Linked DNA regions of Homo sapiens: region 1 is linked to region 2. The links are chromatin loops, found by intact Hi-C in ENCODE. Cell type or tissue: PC-9. All regions are shown on one strand. Each heading gives the region's core, and the rest is flanking DNA. Links, peaks and the distances in the headings are about the cores only.

The links. Peaks named below come from ENCODE experiments on the same cell type or tissue, not always from the same donor. Only the 100,000 strongest peaks of a DNase experiment are listed, where the experiment ranks them.
Region 1: it touches region 2 in a loop (2.8-fold over the local background); 1 of 110 quality-filtered maps calls a loop at or near these places.

Annotation. Positions count from the first base shown.
Region 1 is chr3:22,954,666-22,964,613 of GRCh38, forward strand. No RefSeq gene overlaps it. Among named protein-coding and RNA genes, the nearest start is that of UBE2E2-DT, 240 kb to the right of the region's middle. RefSeq lists an enhancer at 5,175-5,304 and a silencer at 8,114-8,324. In PC-9, for the core only: CTCF peaks have their summits at 5,893 (motif pointing left), 6,093 and 7,027; no DNase peak of the experiment used is centred there.
Region 2 is chr3:23,034,773-23,044,720 of GRCh38, forward strand. No RefSeq gene overlaps it. Among named protein-coding and RNA genes, the nearest start is that of UBE2E2-DT, 160 kb to the right of the region's middle. RefSeq lists an enhancer at 879-1,379. In PC-9, for the core only: no CTCF peak of the experiment used is centred there; a DNase peak (open chromatin) is centred at 7,799.

The DNA.
Region 1 (9,948 bases), core at 3,994-7,993, 81 kb before region 2:
GGAATCCTTTCCCCATTTCCTGTTTTTCTCAGGTTTGTCAAAGATCAGATAGTTGTAGGTATGTGGCATTATTTCTGAGGGCTCTGTTCTATTCCATTGGTCTATATCTCTGTTTTGGTACCAGTACCATGCTGTTTTGGTTACTGTAGCCTTGTAGTATAGTTTGAAGTCAGGTAGCATGATGCCTCTAGCTTTGTTCTTTTGGCTTAGGATTGACTTGGCGATGCGGGCTCTTTTTTGGTTCCATATGAACTTTAAAGTAGTTTTTTCCAATTCTGTGAAGAAGGTCATTGGTAGCTTGATGGGGATGGCATTGAATCTATAAATTACCTTGGGTGGTATGGCCATTTTCACGATATTGATTCTTCCTACCCATGAGCATGGAATGTTCTTCCATTTGTTTGTATCCTCTTTTATTTCGTTGAGCAGTGATTTGTAGTTCTCCTTAAAGAGGTCCTTCACATCCCTTGTAAGTTGGATTCCTAGGTAGTTTATTCTCTTTGAAGCAATTGTGAATGGGAGTTCACTCATGATTTGGCTCTCTGTTTGTCTGTTATTGCTGTATAAGAATGCTTATGATTTTTGCACATTGATTTTGTATCCTGAGACTTTGCTGAAGTTGCTTATCAGCTTAAGGAGATTTTTCAGCTGAGATGATGGGGTTTTCTAGATATACAATCATGTCATCTGCAAACAGGGATAATTTGACTTCCTCTTTTCCTAATTGAATACCTTTATTTCCTTCTCCTGCCTGATTGCCCTCTCTAGGCAAGGGGCAGACATTCAAGGGAGTAGGGCTAGGATTCTTCAAAAAGAAAGCCCGCCTATGATTAGAGACCCGCCTAAGATGGGCCACAAGCTCCTGGTTAATTATTTTACTTTTCCTATGCCTGGCCTTGTGGTTCCTGAGAACTCCGTGTTGTGAGTGCTCTTTAGTTTTATAAGAAATAGCCATCCTTGGCCATTACCACCAGCAACATAATTGTTCCCCAAGGTTCTCAGCATCCTTCCCCAAAACCCCTCTCTACCTAATCTATGTTAGTTGGATTAGGGTTGTTACAGTTAGGCAAGTTAGATGTTCTTCTAACTTGTGTCCATGCGCTAGGGCCATGGTCTGGAATCCCAAGCGAATAAGCATCCTGCCACTAATCTCCTGGTTTATATCTCATGCATGATGAGTCACCCCAAACACACATACACAGCCCAATGCTTCTGTCATGGAGTCCTCTCAGGCCAGAGAGGCTCTCAGGTGTATCAGCAGCTGGACCTAGGGGAAGAACACCAAGTCTGCAACACACACTGAAGATCTTCTTGGGTTCAACTAAATATTCAGATTCACAAAAATGCCACAGGCTACACTCAGCATCCATCTATTACATTATGGACAAAAACCAGAGCTTGCCAAAAGTATAGCTTCAGGGATTCCGGTTCTATAGAAATCCTTTTAGTAGTCTAGCAGCTGAAGTACAAGGAGATGAGACACACAGTGGGTAGACATAGGATCCACTCTGGCCTAAAAGCTGCCAGCCCATAGGATCCATAGCTTCCAAGGTTCCTGCAAGATAGATGCTCAGGTAAGAGTCACAACTCTTAGGGGAGTCCAAAGCATAGCTTCCCTATATAGTATTTATAGTTTATAGCCCTCCCAGTCCAGATACAAGTTGACAATCAAAGGTCATTTTTGGCACAAGCAATTCTGCCTGGAAACACAGTTGACATTCTGTCATTGTCAAGTTACCAGGGGAATTGAGCTAAAGGGTTAACCAGAGGTCAAATTCTCATTCAAAAAGGGAAAGGGCTTTGTTAACTATTTGTCCACAAAGCTAATAAAAATGGAAAATAGCCTCAGAAAATACGGAAGGATTCTTAAAGAGGCTGTGGTGCCCCACAGTTAAGATGAACATATAGGCAGAGCAATTATGTGGAAAACAAATGCAAACACAACCAGCTCTCCTTTATAATAGGACCATTTCAGTGATGGGGCCAGGGTTCCCCTGGGTGGAGTACCATGGATGGAGTGCTCGGCCTGCTGAAGTACAGGTGCAGCTCTGCCTCTCACCACTGCATGCACTTGCAACAGAAAACAATGAGCAGATACCTGTCACCAATTGTACTAGCCCTTCTTACGAAGGCTGAACTGAGGCCTACAGAAGGCATTCTTGCTGAAAAGTCATGAGAATAGATGTAAGAATGTGCCCACTTCTGGCATCTGTGTCTATTAGATGGAGATTGGCATGGCCAAGGCTAACCACCTCACATACACTGCAATGACCAGGAATCCCTTGCAATCCTCCTGTAGTGCACACAAGCAGTAAGAAGAAACCCCTCCCCCACCACTGTCTTATCTTCCCCAGCCTAGCGAGAAACCAAGAACAATGTATAGTGAGCTTCCACTAGAACTTAGTGGCATTAGAGGTTGTCATTTAATTATCAAACTGTGCCAAAACCTGGCAGAAAAACTGAGTTCCCCAATATACTACATGGGTAGTCCTATCAAGTTCTGCCAATACCAATAACCACCTAAAAGCACAAGGACCATAATCATCAAAGCCACCAATATTAGCCACGTTGCCAGAAATACCTCCAAATGCCACTACTGAGCTTCCAATACCACAAAGCCACTATTATCTAAAACTAGTTATTATAACCAGAGCTATAAAATTGCCAATATCCAAAATATGTACCACTGTTGCTGTCACCCAGAAGCCCATGTCCAATATCAAATATTAGCTATTGTCACAGTAATGCTGTGTAACAAACCAACCTAAAATTAAGCGGCTGTAAACAATAACCATCTATTATTGCTCGTGGTTCTTCAGATTAATCAGACAGTTCCTCTGGTCTGGCCCAGGTTTTTCTGATCTCAGCCAGATGTGTTCATTGGCTGCAGTTAGCAGGTAGGTTAGCTGGGCTCTGGCGTCTATGATGTCCTCATCTAGATAACTGAGTTCTGCCATAAATGATCTCTTACCTTCCAGCAGGCTGGGTCACGCTTGTTCATGTTAAAGGAAGAGGGACACTAGCAAGAGGAGAAGCACAAAGGGCCTTTTGGGATCTAAGGCTTAGAACTGACACATGTAATTTCAGCCACTTTCTGCTGGGCAGAGCAAGTGACAAGATAAGCTCTGATTCAAAGGGGAGGAGGAGATAGACTCCACCTTGTAATAGTTGTCACAAAGTCTCACTGCAAAAGGTATGTGTACATGGATATGTGGAGACTTAGGGCCATGTTTTTAATCAATCTGCCACAGGCACTTTGAATCATAGTGCCACGTATACCTTGACGTATACCTCTTCTTTGATCAGAACTTTAGTCAGTCTCTTCTGAGTCCTCTGCTTAACTAGGCTCTACCTTGGGCTTCCCTATCTGTCCTCATAGAATCCAGTTTGAGCAAGAATCCTGCGTAGTCAGTTTAGTGAAAATCCGCCACCTTTGGTATCTGACCTCCCCTTATCCTTGATGTTTCCTCTTAGTAATTTTCCACTCACTGACCCCATCCTGCTCCTTGATTAAAAATCCCCACTTGTCCTTGCTGGAGAGGGAGTTGAGTTCAATCTCTTCCCCACTGCAAGACCCCATTGCAGTGGTCCCTGTACATATTGCCATGACCCCCTTCCCATCTTTAGCAAGGGTCATGAATTATTTTCTTTAAAAATCTGGACTCTGCTCCCCACTAAGCTGTGGCCTATGAGAAGAATCCATAGTCTATTTCAATTGTAATTGATTTTTTTTCCTAACTCTCAGAAATACAAGAACATTTTTTAATACCACATCCTGACAAAGTGGTCCCTGAGAATGATAAACAATATATATTCAAACATTAACTTCTTTCATCATTTTGCAAATTTTACAGTATGTGATTGTGGCTTTTAGAATAATCATTCCAATAGATAATGTGTCAGCTTTCTTCCTATGAAAGGATCAAATCCGTTTCTTTGGGGAGTCTTCCATGAGTACATTTTTAGAAAGCGAATGTTCATTTTCTTGATAAATAAATATACAACTTTGAAAAAGTTTCCTGGGAAGAAGGAGCAAATGAGCAAGGTTGAATAATTACCAGTCATTACTGAAAAAATCAGAAACTATTTACAAGACACAAATACACAGTGAAACATATTATATGAAGTGAAATAATATAAAACTTGGCAGGAACCCAAGCTTAATGAGTTTTAGGATATGGTTTTAGAAGCACCAGGGATTTTCTGTGAGTACCCACATCAGCATGAGATCTGGTCTTACTGGGAGCTGCTTACCCCTACTCAAAGATGGCCCCAAGAGTGAAGAAGTCAATGCCTCTTTGAAGGCCTTGTATAGAAAGATGGCACATCCTCTTTCAGCTGACAGATAGGATCTCTGGGAGCCTGTCCTATCAGCACCTTCCAAACTGTGATGCTGGTGACTCCATCATTAGATCTCAGCACCAACTGTTGGGGCTGAAGAAGCTGTTCCTCAGACACAAGGTCGCATGCTCACAGGTCAAATAATGCAGATAGCAGTGGAAGATGTTGGCATATTTTGCTTAATATTAATTTTGTTTGTCGAACCATGCCGCTATTAGTCTGTTCTGGTAGTGCTATAGATTTCATTGTGCATCACTTGCTGCCTCTTTTGGGGTAGAGTAGGAATAGCATGTGTATTGTTGGGGAATTAGGAGGCCCTTCAAACCATGAGGAAAAATCACTGAGATGGGAGGCCAATGTTTCAAAACTGTTTCTGTGGCTATTGTTCCAGAGAATCTCTGGACCCAGACACATTCCCAAAGTTTCAATTATAAAGACTCATTCCTTCAACAAATATTTATTGCACACATACTTGGTGCCAGGAATTGTGCTAGGCACTACAGATACTGCAGTGTTTACATAGACAAGGTTTCTGCTCTAATGTACATCAAATATAGAAGCCATGTAATAAACAGGAAACATATAGGTGAACAAAAGAAGTACAGCTTGTGATAAATTCTAAGTAGGAATAAACAGAGAACAAGGATGGAGAAGAATGGCAGAAGGGAAGGCAGGCCAGCCGACATTCAGTACATGTCAGGAAATGACTGTCTAGAGGGTGACACTGAAACTGAATTTCAAAGAATGAGTAGGAGGCAGGCATGCAAGTCTCTGGAAGGACAGAGGAACAGAAGTGGGAAGTCCCTGAGGCCAGAAAAGACCCATTCTAGGGCCTATCAGAAGGCATGTGGCTACCACAGTCAGTCTCTGGGGAGAGAGGCATGAGATGGAGTCCGAAAGGGGTGGTTCTTCCGACCCATGAGCATAGAATGCTTTTCCATGCATTTGTGTCACTTCTGATTTCTCTCAGGAGTGCTTTGTCATTCTCCTTGTGGGGATCTTTCACCTCCTTGGGTACTATGCCCACTACCTGGGCCATAGGATCATTTGTACCCCAAACCTCAGCATCATGCAATATACCCATCTAGCAAACCTGCACATGTACCCCTTGAATCTAAAATAAATGTTGAAGTTTTTTTAAAAAGCAGCAGCAGAAGAAGAAGAGAAAAGAAAAGAAAGGGCTGTGGGAAAGAGATGAGGCAGAGCCTCTTAGGTCCCGGTAGAGAATGCACAGTTTATTCTCAAAATAAAAGGAAGCCATAGGAAGGCTTTTAAACAGGGAGTGGCATTATCTCAAGCATTTTTTAAAGATCCATCTGGTTACTGGGTGAAGAATAGATTACGTCTATATTATCATATTTATGTAAATATACTGATACATACCAGCGTATCAAGATACGCTCCCCAGAGTGATATTAATTTGGGCAAAAGGCCCATAAATCACCTCGCCTCCATATAAGAATAAATATTGTTTTAACGCATTGCCAAAAGCAGCACGCGCCAGAATTTATTAGTTTGTGTTAATTTTTAATTTGATGCTTGAGCTCCTCCTTGTGGCTGCATGGTTGCAAGCTCCTTGGCAATGCCAGTTTCCACATAGCAACTAGGAAGCTTTTCTTTCTCTCTTTCTTTCTTTTTTTTTTTAACTGTCCTTATTAATCAAAAGTGCAAAGCCTAAAATGGGGGCTTGAGGTTTAATTAGTGCATTTGAAAAAATAAGTTGATATGCTATTACAGATGAATACTTATATATAATATATGCACTACATAATACATAGTATGATATGGTTACATTCTCACTGAAACCTGTTGCTGCCTGTAATACTCTTGCCAACATCTGGTAATTATTAGAGTAAGATATAAGGTCTTTGCCTTCCCTCAAAAGTAATTTCATCAAATAAAAGAATGTATTTAACAAATCCACAGCAACTGAACAAAAGGCATGTCTTTACATTTCATCTTCTCAGTAGAAAAATGAGTTAGGACATATTCATCTTCTGTGGAAGAGACAAATATAAATAATTGTTATCTTCATTCGTTCATTGGTTGGTGACTGACAACTTGAATTAGAGAGAAACCCAACCAGTTGGGCATTAGGGAATTTCTAACTGTTGTATCCCTCAGTTAAGAAGAATTACAGCTTTGGAAAATCGCTCTCAGAAGGCACATTTATTCAAAAAAAAAATCTCATTTTCAACCCATTTTGATGTGTAGAAAGCTTTCATGCCATGAGATATTCCATGCATATTATGAGCTAGAAGGGAGAAGAGCCTGTTCAGCTCTGGAGAGAGCTAAGTTGTGTTACCTACAGATAAAGTTAAACCTCTACCACCGTAATTCTATGTATCTTTCTTCTAAGCTCCACTTATTATTCCCAATGTACTTCTAGTGCATTTAGAATTTCCAAGTAGCAGCAGTTGGGCTGGCACCTAATAAAGAATCTGGGAATTTGATGGGGCCAGTCAGACAGAGGTCACCATAGTAGTGATACCTTCCCTTGGACAGGTAGGAATATCCTGATGGATAATGTTTGAAACCTACAAATGACCCCAGAGCATGAATGACAATAAACAACTATGCAAGGTGGAATAACACATTTAAAATTCTACTAATGCCACGCTCATGTTGCTGACACAGCCTACTGGACTACCCTGGGTGTGATTCCTATAGGAAATTGTACTTAACCACAAAGACTTGCTTTGAAATAGCTATAAGGCAGACTGCTATAGAATTTTGTTGCTGGTCACAACTCATGAGAGTGGTAGTAACATAAAGAAAAAGCATAAATGCCTGCAGTTACTTGCAAACAAGTAACCATAATATTGGGAACATAGAGCATTATTCTATGATGTGTTATTGCTTTATGACGTATAAACCATAGAACATTTCAGTCATAGCCATCTCATCTTTTTGCTGTTACTGTCAAAAGAGGGATAGGTCACTAAAAAATGGAAACCAATTTTGTGGTAGCATTAGTTTGAGTAACAGATTCATAAGATGCAAAAATATTTGCAACAAAAATAGAATAAAACCACAGAAAACAGAAATACTCAAGAGTGATAATGAATATGATATATCTAAAGCACAGGATAACTTAAACATATTAGAAATATGAAATTAATATACAAGTCACTACAGATGACGTGATTTAAAAACATTTTAAATTATCTGAATAGTGATATACAAAAAGATATAAAAATTTAAACCATTTTCAGCAGCACTGAAACTATAGTTTTGCATGGACTGTGTAAACATGATCTCCAACATAGTTCAGGAGATCAGTCAGGATCTTTCTGGTGTAAATGACAGGAATTCAACTCAAACTAGTGCAAGCATTTTTTCATAACTAAAAAATGCAAGGATGAAGAGGGCCACAGGAAATCAATGTTCATTCTCTCTCTCTGTCTCTCTCTCTTTCTCTCTCTCTCTGTCTCTCTCTCTCTCTCTCTCTCTTTCTCTTCCTCTCTCCCTCTCTGTCTGCTCTGCTACTTTCTGAACTGTATCCTCACTCTTTCCTGAATAGACACCTTGTTCTATGTAGCTGGGTTTAGGGTCAGAAGCAAATGGCCTGCTACGCTCTGAATGTCCGTGTCCCCCCAAAATTCCTATGTTAAAATCTAATCCCCAATGCGATGGTGTTAGGAGGTGGAGCCTGTGGAAGGTGATTAGGGATTGGTGTCACCGTGGCAAAGGAGCTCACTACCAGATGCGCTAGAAGTCAATACTCTGACACCGGGTTTTTGAGAAAAGAAAGACTTTTTACTGCAAGTAGACTCCCAAAGAGACAGGAGTCAAGCTCAAATCTGTCTCCCTGGGCTGGGGCTAAGGCAGTTATTTTATTAGAAAAGGTTTAGCGGGTGGATTCCGAGATTAGCAGGTGATTGGTGGAAGGAAAGGGGAGGTCTGGAAAGTCCTCAGGCATGCGTGGTTCTCTCTTCATGCCTCTTTCTTGGGGCCCATGTGCAAATTCGGGGGGAGTTAGTATGAAATGTGGTGGAAATTCAGGCTGTGACATCAGCAAGCTCACTCTGCACAAACTCCAGTCAGCCACATTGCTCCCAACTAATTTCAGCTAGTTTTGTTACCTTTTAAATGGAGGGATTTTCAGAATTTCAGCAAGTTGTTTCTTTTCTTAACTGCTATCCTGCAACTCAATATTTTATGTTAGTCACAGGTTTCTTTAATTCTTCAGGGCATGGTTTCATTAGCGCCCTTACAAAAGAGGCCCCAGAGAGCTGCCTTACCCCTTCTGCTGTGTGAGGACACAGCCAGAAGAAGCCACCCATGAACCAGAAAGTGGTCCCTCACCAGACACGGAATCTTCCAGCACCTTGATCTTAAACTTTCCAGCCTTCAGAACTGTGAGAAATAAATTTCTGCTGTCTATAAGGTGCTCAGTCTATGGTATTTTGTTATAGCAGCCCAAATGGACTAAGACATGGCTACAGACATTCCTATTCCCAGAGGACAAACACCATTTTTCTCTTACGGCACTCCATGTTAAATCTATAGTAAGGATTCCAAGGGGCCCAGTTTGCGGCACATCCTCACATCTCTGGGCCAATTTCCAAAGTCTGAAGAATGGGGTGTTCTAATGGCCATCCTTGGATTCGCTGTAGCTTGGTGGAGGCTGGGAGGCAAAGAACAGGATATTGTGATCTGTGGCCTTCTTATACACAGACTACTCACAGCAAGGTGCTATTGCCCGAAAAGGAGGAGGGTCAGGAAGTATGAGAGGGGATAGCTAAGCAGGAATACACACACACACACACACACACAATCTACTATTTGCTATTAGGTCAATTGATCACCAGCTCTAGAAAAGTGGTTATAGGGTATCAGCCCACTCCCATATGGCTCCACAGTGGGGGAAGGGGAGAAGCAAAGTGAATGAATCACTATGGGAAGGTAGACTTTACTTCAAATACAGAGAGAACTTTCTAACAATTAGAGGACACAAAAGATGCCATAAGCTATACCTCATAATATACTGAGTCTCCCATTTCTGGAGATGTTCAGTTATGAGCTGGAAGACAATTAGGCAGAGATGTTGCAATGGGAATATAAATTTCAGATGGGTGGGAAGTGAATCCAAATTACAATAACCTTGAACATTTATGATTCTGCAAATTATAACATATCGGATGGGATGAGATTTATCCTCAGGGACAGTGTTGGCCATTAGACATTTTGGTTCTTGGGACCTGCCTTCTGATGGAGGTCACCGTCTGGTGGTCCATGGACCACCTAGTATTATTTTAAATATTTTATTTAATTGCCAATACTGCAAACTCTTGGAAAATTCTTTTTTTTTTCTTTTCTTGAGACAGGGTCTTGCTCTCTACTCCGAGGCTGGAGTGCAGTGGCACAATCACAGCTCACTGCAACCTCCTGGACTCAAGCAATCCTCCCACCTAAACCTCCAAATTAGCTGGGACTATAGGAACATGCTGCCGTACCTGGCTAGATTTTTAATTTTTTCTAGAGATAGGGTTTCATTCTGTTGCCCAAGCTGGTCTCAAACTCCTGGGTTCAAGCAATCCTCCCGCCTCAGCCTCCCAAAGTGCTGCGATTACAGATGTGAGTCCCGTGCACCTGACTGAAAAT
Region 2 (9,948 bases), core at 5,367-9,366:
TTTAGTCTGATGGGTTTCCTTTTGTGGGTAACCCAACCTTTCTCTCTGGCTGCCCTTAAAATTTTTTCCTTCATTTCAACCTTGGTGAATCTGACAATTATATGTCTTGGGGTTGCTCTTCTCGAGGAGTATCTTTGTGGTGTTCTCTGTATTTCCTGAATTCGAATGTTGGCCTGCCTTGCTAGGTTGGGGGAGTTCTCCTGGATAATATCCTGAAGAGTGTTTTCTAACTTGGTTCCATTCACCCCATCATTTTCAGATACATCAATCAAACGTAGATTTGGTCTTTTCCCATAGTCCCATATTTCTTGGAGGCTTTGTTCATTTCTTTTTACTCTTTTTTCTCTAACCTTGTTTTCTCGCTTCATTTCATTAATTTGATTTTCGATCACGATACCCTTTCTTCCACTTGATCAAATCGGCTATTGAAGCTTGTGCATGCCTCACAAAGTTCTCATGCCATGGTTTTCAGCTCCATCAGGTCACTGAAGGTCTTCTCTACACTGTTTATTCTAGTTAGCCATTCATCTAACCTTTTTTCAAGGTTTTTAGCTTCCTAGTGATGGGTTTGAACATGCTCCTTTAGCTTGGAGAAGTCTGTTATTACCCACCTTCTGAAGCCTACTTCTGTCAACCCGTCAAAATCATTCTCCATCCAGCTTTGTTCCATTGCTGGTGAGGAGCTGCGATCCTTTGCAGGAGAAGAGGCACTCTGGTTTTTAGAATTTTCAGCTTTTCTGCTCTGGTTTCTCTCCATCTTTGTGGTTTTATCTACCTTTGGTCTTTGATGTTGGTGACCTACAGATGGGGTTTTGGTGTAGATGTCCTTTTTGTTGATGTTGGTGCTATTCCTTTCTGTTTGTTAGTTTTCCTTCTAACAGTCAGGTCCCTCAGCTGCAGGTCTGTTGGAGTTTGCTGGAGGTCCACTCCAGACCCTGTTTGCCTGGATATCACCAGCAGAAGCTGCAGAACAGCCAATATTGCAGAAGGGCAAATATTGCTGCCTGATCCTTCCTCTGGAAGCTTCATCCCAGAAGGGCTCCTGCCTATATGAGTTGTCTGTCGGCCCCTACTGGGAGCTGTCTCCCAGTTAGGCTACACGGGGGTCAGGGACCCACTTGAGGAGGCAGTCTGTCCATTCTCATTCTCAGAGCTCAACCACTGCTCTGGGAGAACAACTGCTCTCTTCAAGCTGTCAGACAGGGACGTTTAAGTCTGCAGAAGCTGTCTGCTGCCTTTTGTTCAAATATGACCTGCCCACAGAGGTGGAGTCTATAGAGGCAGTAAGCTGTGCTGAGCTGTGGTGGGCTCCACCCAGTTCAAGCTTCCTGGCCTCTTTGTTTACCTATTCAAGCCTCAGCAATGGTGGACGCCCCTCCCCCATCCAGGCTGCCACCTCGAAGTTTGATCTCAGACTGCTGCAATAGCAGTGAGCAAGGCTCCATGGGCGTGGGACCTGCCAAGCCAGGCATAAGGGAGAATCTCCTTGTCTGCCAGTTGCTAAGACCTTGGGAAAAGTGCATTATTCAGGCAGGAGTGTCCCGTTTTTCCAGGTACAGCCTGTCCTGGCTTCCCTTGGCTAGGAAAGGGAAATCCCCCAACCCCTTGCACTTCCTGGGTGAGACGACACCCCACCCTGCTTCGGCTCATGCTCCATGGGCTGTACACACTGTCCAAACTGGTTGGACCCATCTTCTGCATCAATCACGCTGGGAGCTGCAGACTGGAGCTGTTCCTATTCGGCCATCTTGGAATGGATCCCTTCCCTCTACTATATTAATCATTAAATTTTCTTCTTCACATTTTAACACTTCCATGGAATTTTTTTTTAATTTTCATAGAGTACTCTTCCCCTTGTCTGACTTCTCTCAAGAATACTAAGGTGAAGTCTATATTTATAAGAATTATGCCCAGTATTTCTACCATACTATTTTTTTCTAAATACAGTATTTTTTTTATTTTGTGCTATATCAATGGATTAATTACGACTTAAGTCACTATCTCTAAGTCCCAGATGAGTTATTCATTAATTTCCTTAAATACCCAACGAAACTCTTTGACATCTCTCTGATCTAGACTCTCCCTTAATGACTCTGTTCTCCACTTCTTACTTACTTTCCGTTTTTCTTATGTCACTTCTATAATTAGAAAGAACACTGGGGCTACAAAATGTGGTCTTTAAACACCCAAAGGGCAAAAGCAAACATTCCATGAGAGTCAAAGAGAAACTGAAGCACCAAAAAAAGAACGATGACTTAGCCAAATTAACTCCCCCAGGAAATTATTTAAACTATTATGAAAGTGTTTTATAGTATGATAAGAGTAAAAAGCAAAAATGAAAAGACAGATATTCTGCTGCAAATTTTCTCTTGTAGTTAGGTAGATACATAAATATAGACAACTAGATGATAATTATCATATCAAGAAATGCTATTATACCCAAGCACATGGAGAAATTCCTGCCAATTTGGAATGTGAAACAAATTTAGTACAATAGAGCAATGTGCATATTGTCCTGCTGGAAAACTATTTGTTTAAACTAGGAAGTGGTAAATGACATCACATACACAAGGTTGATGGGTAAAATCACTTGCTGTGGAACCATGAAGATGGTAAATCCAGCACCACCCAAAAGGTGGATGCAAGGACTGCTCCTTGCACAGAAATCCTCCATCCACTAAGAAATGCCTTGCTTTTCATTTTTTCTCTCAAAGGAAACTTTCTCTTTTCTTTAATATCTCCATTTAGGCCAAAATATAAAATGTATCTACTTTCTTGCTTTTTTCAGCTATTCCTCGCTCATTAAGTTTCCTACTAAACATGTTATTGATTTTTAAAGTTCTAATAATTATATGAGTACTTTAGCTACTAAAATAGCCACCATTTTTTGAACTCCCACTATGTACCAGGCAATAGTAAGCATTTTCTATAAATAGCATTTTTTTATTCACAGAACAACTATATGAAGCAGAAATTATCCTGATTTTTACAGGAGAAGAAACTGAGCCTTAGGTGAAGGAACTTTGTCAAGGTCTCCCAGTTATTAAGGGGCAGAGGAAGACTTGAAACTCAGGTCTGATTTTCAACACATATATATTTTCCACATTATTCTGCCTTGTCTAGAAAAGTGATATTTTTGGCTGGGCGCAGTGGCTCACGCCTGTAATCCCAGCACTTTGGGAGGCTGAGGTGGGCAGATCACCTGAGGTCAGGAGTTTGAGGCCAGCCTGGCCAACATGGTGAAACCCTGTTTCTACTAAAAATACAAAAAAATTAGCCAGGCATGGTGGCACGCACCTGTAATCCCAGCTACTCTGGAGGCTGAGGCAGGAGAATTGCTTGAACCCAGGAAGCAGAGGTTGCAGTGAGCCAAGACTGCACCACGGCACTCCAGCTTGGGCAACAAGAGCGAAACTCCATCTTGAAGAGAAGAGAAGAGAAAAAAAAAGAAAAGAAAAGAGATATTTTGACAGCACACAAGCTAGGTACTCCTTCATTCAATGACATGAAAAAGCAGGCTTAATTCATTTTGTTGTCATTGAACCAATTCAAAACAATTACATACAATTTAAATTTGTAAGGAAAACATAAATTTATAAAATGAATGCTTTATGCCTTTGGAATGCATATGATATTGATAATGATCCATTGCTATCTGAGTTTTAAATTTTGCCATTTTTCTGCCTGAATCATTTGGAGATCAGGTAGAAGTTCAAGCCAAATTTTATTGAAAAATAGGCAAAAATTTCATCTATATTCACTAACCCCTAAAGAAGCTGAAATTTTCCCTTACCATTGATCCATTGCAGATTTTTTATCATGTTCCCTCGTACTAAATCAAAATAAATGAGGCCATGTCTAGCAGTTAAGCACTCACTGTCCAGATGTTTGCACTCAAGTGCACCCAGCTAAAAGTAGATAAGATTCATGTTCAAAATCCTTCTAGAAATACTTCCTCATTTAGTGCTAGTTTAATGTGAAAAGTGCTAAGCCATATCTTATATTGTAGAATTGCCTTCTTCTAACAATAGAGAAACATTTTATTAACCAGCCAAATTATTTTCCACCTACTGGAAAGTCTCTCGTAAAATTATTCCCCCTAGTGATAACAAGAGCTGGAGCCAATGCCAATCCTCTGAAATGATAGCCACAATAATCCACTACAAAAATGATTACATGAAGTTTGCTTTTAGGAAATAATGCAAAAGTAAAAATTACTCAAATTAAACAATTGATGATTTCCCATTACAACCATCCACAGAAATATTTATGATGAATATCTTCACTATATTTAGAGTGGTAAAATGCTCCTCTCTAATTATAATAACTAAACCATTCCATCACTGGAAGAATACTGTGGCTAATGTCAACATTATACAGTGAATCTTAGCATTACAAAACACCAGTGAGTTCTACAAACTTCTATTTGTAAAAATTGAACTATGTTAGGCACCATGAGGCATAGAAAGATAAACAAGAGATTCTACCTGCCATTCAGGTGTCTATTAGAAGGATTCTTAAAATCTGTGCACTAAAAATTTAACAAAAAATTGTTAAATATATACGAGAGGCACAAAGAAAATGCCATGAAAAACCGAAGTGTTTGTTTCAGGTGAGAAAAAATCAACAAAAACATAATGAAAGAGTTAGTGTATGTGCCTCCACTTTCAGTTTGGGTAGGCTGTCAAGAGGTGAAGAGGAGGATAGAACAATGTGGGCAGAATAGGTAAACAGGAGAGGAAGAGACAGGTTTGACTAAGGCCTCAAATTACAAAAGGGACAGACATACATAAGGAATCTGAATACAAATGTAGACATTATAAGATCACTCCGGAAACGGAAGAAGCTTGAGAGGTTCTCATTTTCCTTTGAGTCCTTTGAGCAAGAAGTATATGCTCTAACTTATCCTTAAAGAAGTCACTGCACAAAGGGCCAAGATCAATAATCTGGAGAGATGACAGACTGGCAAAAAGACTCCTGCGATTGTAAAAGTCAAAGGTGTAGAAAACCTAAAATAAGGCAATGACCAAACATAATATTATAAGCCACTTAATCTTCCCATATCTCAGTTTATCAGTTTGCTAAATACAGACAATACATATGTTACATCCTACAAATAATTGAAACATTAGCAATGAAAAGTTTATTAACTAAATTCAAAAATTCAAAACAATGCATATCAAATTTAGATTCACCACAAAAAAACTTAACACTACTTAGAAATTTAGTTTGGTATATCTATAAAGAGCTTTTAACATTCATAATTTTCTAAAACAATGCTAAACTCATTTTGAAACTGAATTAAAGGTAACTTTTAAAAAATTACATATTGGCCGGCCGCAGTGGCTCACGCCTGAAATCCCAACACACTGAGAGGCCGAGGCTGCGGGATCACCTGAGTGATCACAGGAGTTCGAGACCAACCTGGCCAACATAGGGAAACTCTGTCTCTACTAAAAATACAAAAATTAGCTGGGCGTGGTGGCACATGCCTGTAATCCTAGCTACTCAGGAGGCTGAGGCAGGAGAATCACTTGAACCTGGGAGGTGGAGATTGCAGTAAGCCGAGATCACACTGCTGCACTCCAGCAAGGGGGACAGGGCAAGTTTCTGTCTCAAAAAAAAAAAAGTTACATGTTAAGTGTGCTTAAATTCTCTCAAGCTAATATTTAGTATTCATCTTATTGCAGTAAAAGTTGTTCACATTTTAGCAAGAGCTTTGGAAAATAGCGCTATTCAAACTGATGCATTTTTTTTAGCATTGGAGTTGCTCAGCTGAAAATGTATGTATTTGGAGTTTTTATTTTTATATATAAATAATTTGTATATTTGAATTTCTATCCTCTTCAGTTCCTGTGGTATGCCACAAATGTTTGGTAAGATTTAAAGTGTTAAATCTTTAAGATACTAGATGATCTTAGAAGTGGAAATCTATTATACATTTGTGAACTAACAATTAGTCTATGTAACTACAAATTAATATGAAATTGCCGGTTCAGTTACTGGGAGTATAAATGTTAGAAAAAATACTGAAATGCTTTGCAAAGTGGCTTATGAGTTTAAACCTGCTAGTGATTTTTCAAAAGGTGAATAGGAATAATTCTTTCTCTCACTTCATCTTGTTATAACAAGAATAAAAATTCCACAACAGTAATGACCATTTATTTTTAATCATAAAGAAGAATTGTACAAGATATGTGTAAAGAAATTTTGCTGAGACATTAAAAGACTTAAGTAAATGTACATTGACCATATTTCTGGATTGGAAGACTCAAAATTGAAAAAATATTAATTCTCTGCAAAATAATATGTGAATATTAATAGAATACCAAATAAAATTGTAAGAAAATTTGGGAGGAGAGACAACTCAAAAAAAATAATTCCCAGTTTGATTAGAAGAATAAAAAACATGAAAATTGAATACCCAGAAATTTTCTGAAAAAGAAGAATGATAACAGAAACTTATTCTGCCAGGTTTTTAAATACATTTTAAAGTAATAGGCTGAATGTGGTGGATCATGCCTGTAATCCCAGCACTTTGGGAGGCCAAGGTGGGTGGATCACTTGAGCCCAGGAGTTTGAGACCAGCCTGGGCAACATGGCGAGACCCCATCTCTGCAAAACATGCAAAAAAATTAGCCAGGTCTGGTGGCACACACCTGTGGTGCCAGCTACTTGGGAGGCTGAGATGGGAGGATTGCTTGAGGCTGGGAGGCTGATGCTGCAGTGAGCTGAGATGCCGCTACTGCACTCCAGCCTGGGTGACAGAGCAAGACCCTGTCTCAGTAAGTAAGTAAGTAAGTTACAAAAATGAAAAGGGCTTGACAAGGGAGCCAGAAAATAAAAGAAACACAACAGAATAAATAAGTGGTTAATGGTCATAGGGAGGGACTTTGAGTCAGTGGACAAATGGTAGGTATTCAGTAAATGTTGCCAGGAAACTGGAGAAAAATCTGTGGTCAAATAGAAAAAGAAAATTTTATCCCTAATTCATACTTTCTTTCAGAATAAAATTCAAATGAATTAAAAATATAAATATTAAAATGTAATTAGAAGCATACAGAAGGGAAATTACCCATAATCAAGGCATGGAAAACTGTCCAAAGATGATATAACCTGAAAAAGGCCAATAAATCTGACTGCAGAAAACTATTTAACACTGAACTGCAACAATGCCAAAAACAAGATTAAATTTTAAAAGGGGGCCAGAGAAATTATAATACATGAGGCAAAGTGTTACCATAAAAATGAGATGTTTTTCACAACTATTACTCAAGGTCCTGGCAAAAAACAGATGGCACACTCAAGCAGGGTGACTGGAGGAGTTTAATAAGAGTACATTTTACAAAAGTGTGGACAAGGCTAAGGGAAAATCAGCCAAAGGTGATGAAGCACCCCAGGGCTAGCAACAGCCCAGCAGAGATCCATTTCCCACCCTAGGTCAGAATGGAAAAGGATGGGAGAAGTTGCTGGAATCTAGAATGAGTAGAGACCACCAGATAGAAGCTATAGCCTTTGGTAGAAGGATACAGCCCACCCACCAACAACCTGGCAGAAAGGAGGCAAAGGAATAATTGCTTTGACCTCACTCTGCTTCCATGTGTGCTTGTCCCACCAATGGCTCCATTGGCTGACCCGTAAGGAAGCCAGAGGTCACAGAGCCCACAAATGCTCCAAAGGGCAGGGTGGGGAAGGGTGGGGAGTACATTTGGAGGTGGAAATGGAAAACTCGTCATTGGAAAATATTAAAAGAATGATTTATCAGTGCCAGAGAGGGTGTGGCGAACTGGGGATTCATGGGAGTACATGTTTGTGGTTGCAGAAATATTTCCACCCTTCGGGAGGTTAAGTTGACAACATGAAATGTCAATATCCTGCAACCTACAAATTCTACTTCAAAGGATCTATCATTCAAAAATAGTCAATGAACTAGTATGTGTGTGTATACATACCTGTGTATATGTATATGTCTGTATATATACACATGTATATTCATCACAGCATTGTTTATTACAATGAAACTTTTGTAATAACCTAAATGTCTATCAGTAGGAAGTTGGTTAAATATATTATTGTATTTATAAACTGGACGACTGTGCTGACATTAAAATTGATTATTTAGGCTTATGTATCTTAATAAGGAAAGATGATCATAATAAGTCATTAAATGACAAAATTAACACATAGGGGCAAAAAAGAAATCTAAAGGGATATGTACCTAGTGGAAGTGGCAAAACTGTGGGTTGTTTCGGTTTATTACTTGTATTCCTGGTTATGTGTGTGTTTTTCAATTTTTTCAAACAATAAACATGAATTACTGCTTAGTGGTTGATGGTGTGTTTTAGAAAAAAAGACGAAAATTTTTTAATGTGAAAGTAACTCTAACAGTAGATATTTTGGGCTTTTTTCAATTTGGTTTCTTTCTTGTTTCAAAAGAAAAATGTGTGCCCTTTATTAACCAAGAAAACTAGATAGAGCTCTGTACCAGGGTAAATGAGGGCCTCTGTAATAAAAAGCCTGGGTAATGGAGAGCTATAAATATTTATAAGAGAATTGTATTTGGTAAGGAAAGATGTTTCTAATGATTTTTTTAAAGTACATTATAGAGTTGCTTCAGCCACAAAAATGACAGGCTCACCACTCATCAAACTCATCTTTTTTTTTCAACTTCTAAAATACACTGTCAACCTCACAGCATGAAGCCCATTATAAATTGCAGTCCTAGTTTTACATTAATATCAAAATAAGACTAACAAAATTTAAGTGTCAAGCTCTATACTGCACATAGTATTATTTATGTTTTATAGAGAAACTGAGGTTTTTTAAAATCCCTCAATATCAATTAGATTAACTGGTTGTTCTTAGCTATTAGTAGAAGGCAATTTATTCACAGAGATAATCAGAAAATTAGTCTATGAAATAAAAGTATGTCCCATTCTGTGAGCTGCATTAAAAAACACAATGTCTGCCTTCAAGTTAAAAATGACAAGTGACCAAATACATTTCTCTCTTCTTCCTCCTAGGACCCTACTAATAATAGTGAAGATATATAAATATATATATACAGACTCAGGCATTGGGCAACCAAACACTCATATATATATATATATGAACTAAACTGATGGGTCAGAAGGGATCCCCCCGCACAGCACAGCTGCACTACCAAAACAGCCAGACTGCCTCTTTAAGCAGGCCCCTGATCCATTCCTCCTCACTGGATGGGACCTCCCAACCAAGGTCTCCAGCCACCCTTGCCCATGTTTTCTGGCCAGGGATTTGATTTCTCCCTGGGACAGAGTCCCAAGAGGGAGGGGTGGGCCACCATCTTTGCTGTTTTCACAACTTAGATGTTCCAGTCTGTGGCCTTGGAAGATCCCAAGCCAGCCAGGGGTGGAAGTGGTGCCCCAGCACACTTGCTCTACCAAAGAGTGGCTAGACTGCTTATTTAAGTGAGTCCCCAATCCCATTCCTCCTGACTGGGTAAGACCTCCAAATTGGGGTCTCCATCTGCCTCCTACAGGTGTGTTCAGGCCAGCAACATGTCTGTACCCCCGCTGGGACAGAGCCCCCAGAGGAAGGAGTAGGCTGCCATCTTTGCTGTTTCACAGCCATCACTGGTGATACCTCCAGGTACTGGAAAAACTGAGGTAACTAGAGCAGATCCCCAGCAAACCACAGCAGCCCCGTGGAAAAGCGGCCATACTTCTAAAAGGGAAAAAAAAAATCCTCATCCAACAACCTCAAGATTGAAGGTAGATAAGCCCACAAAGATGAGAAAGAATCAGCACAGGAACACTAAAAACTCAAAGAGCCAGAGTGCCCACTTTCCTCCAAATGACCACATCATCTCTCCAGCAAGGGTTTGGAACTGGGCTGAGGCTGAGATAGCTGAAATAACAGAAGTAGAATTCAGAATGTGGATGAAAATAAACTTCAGTGAGCTAAAGG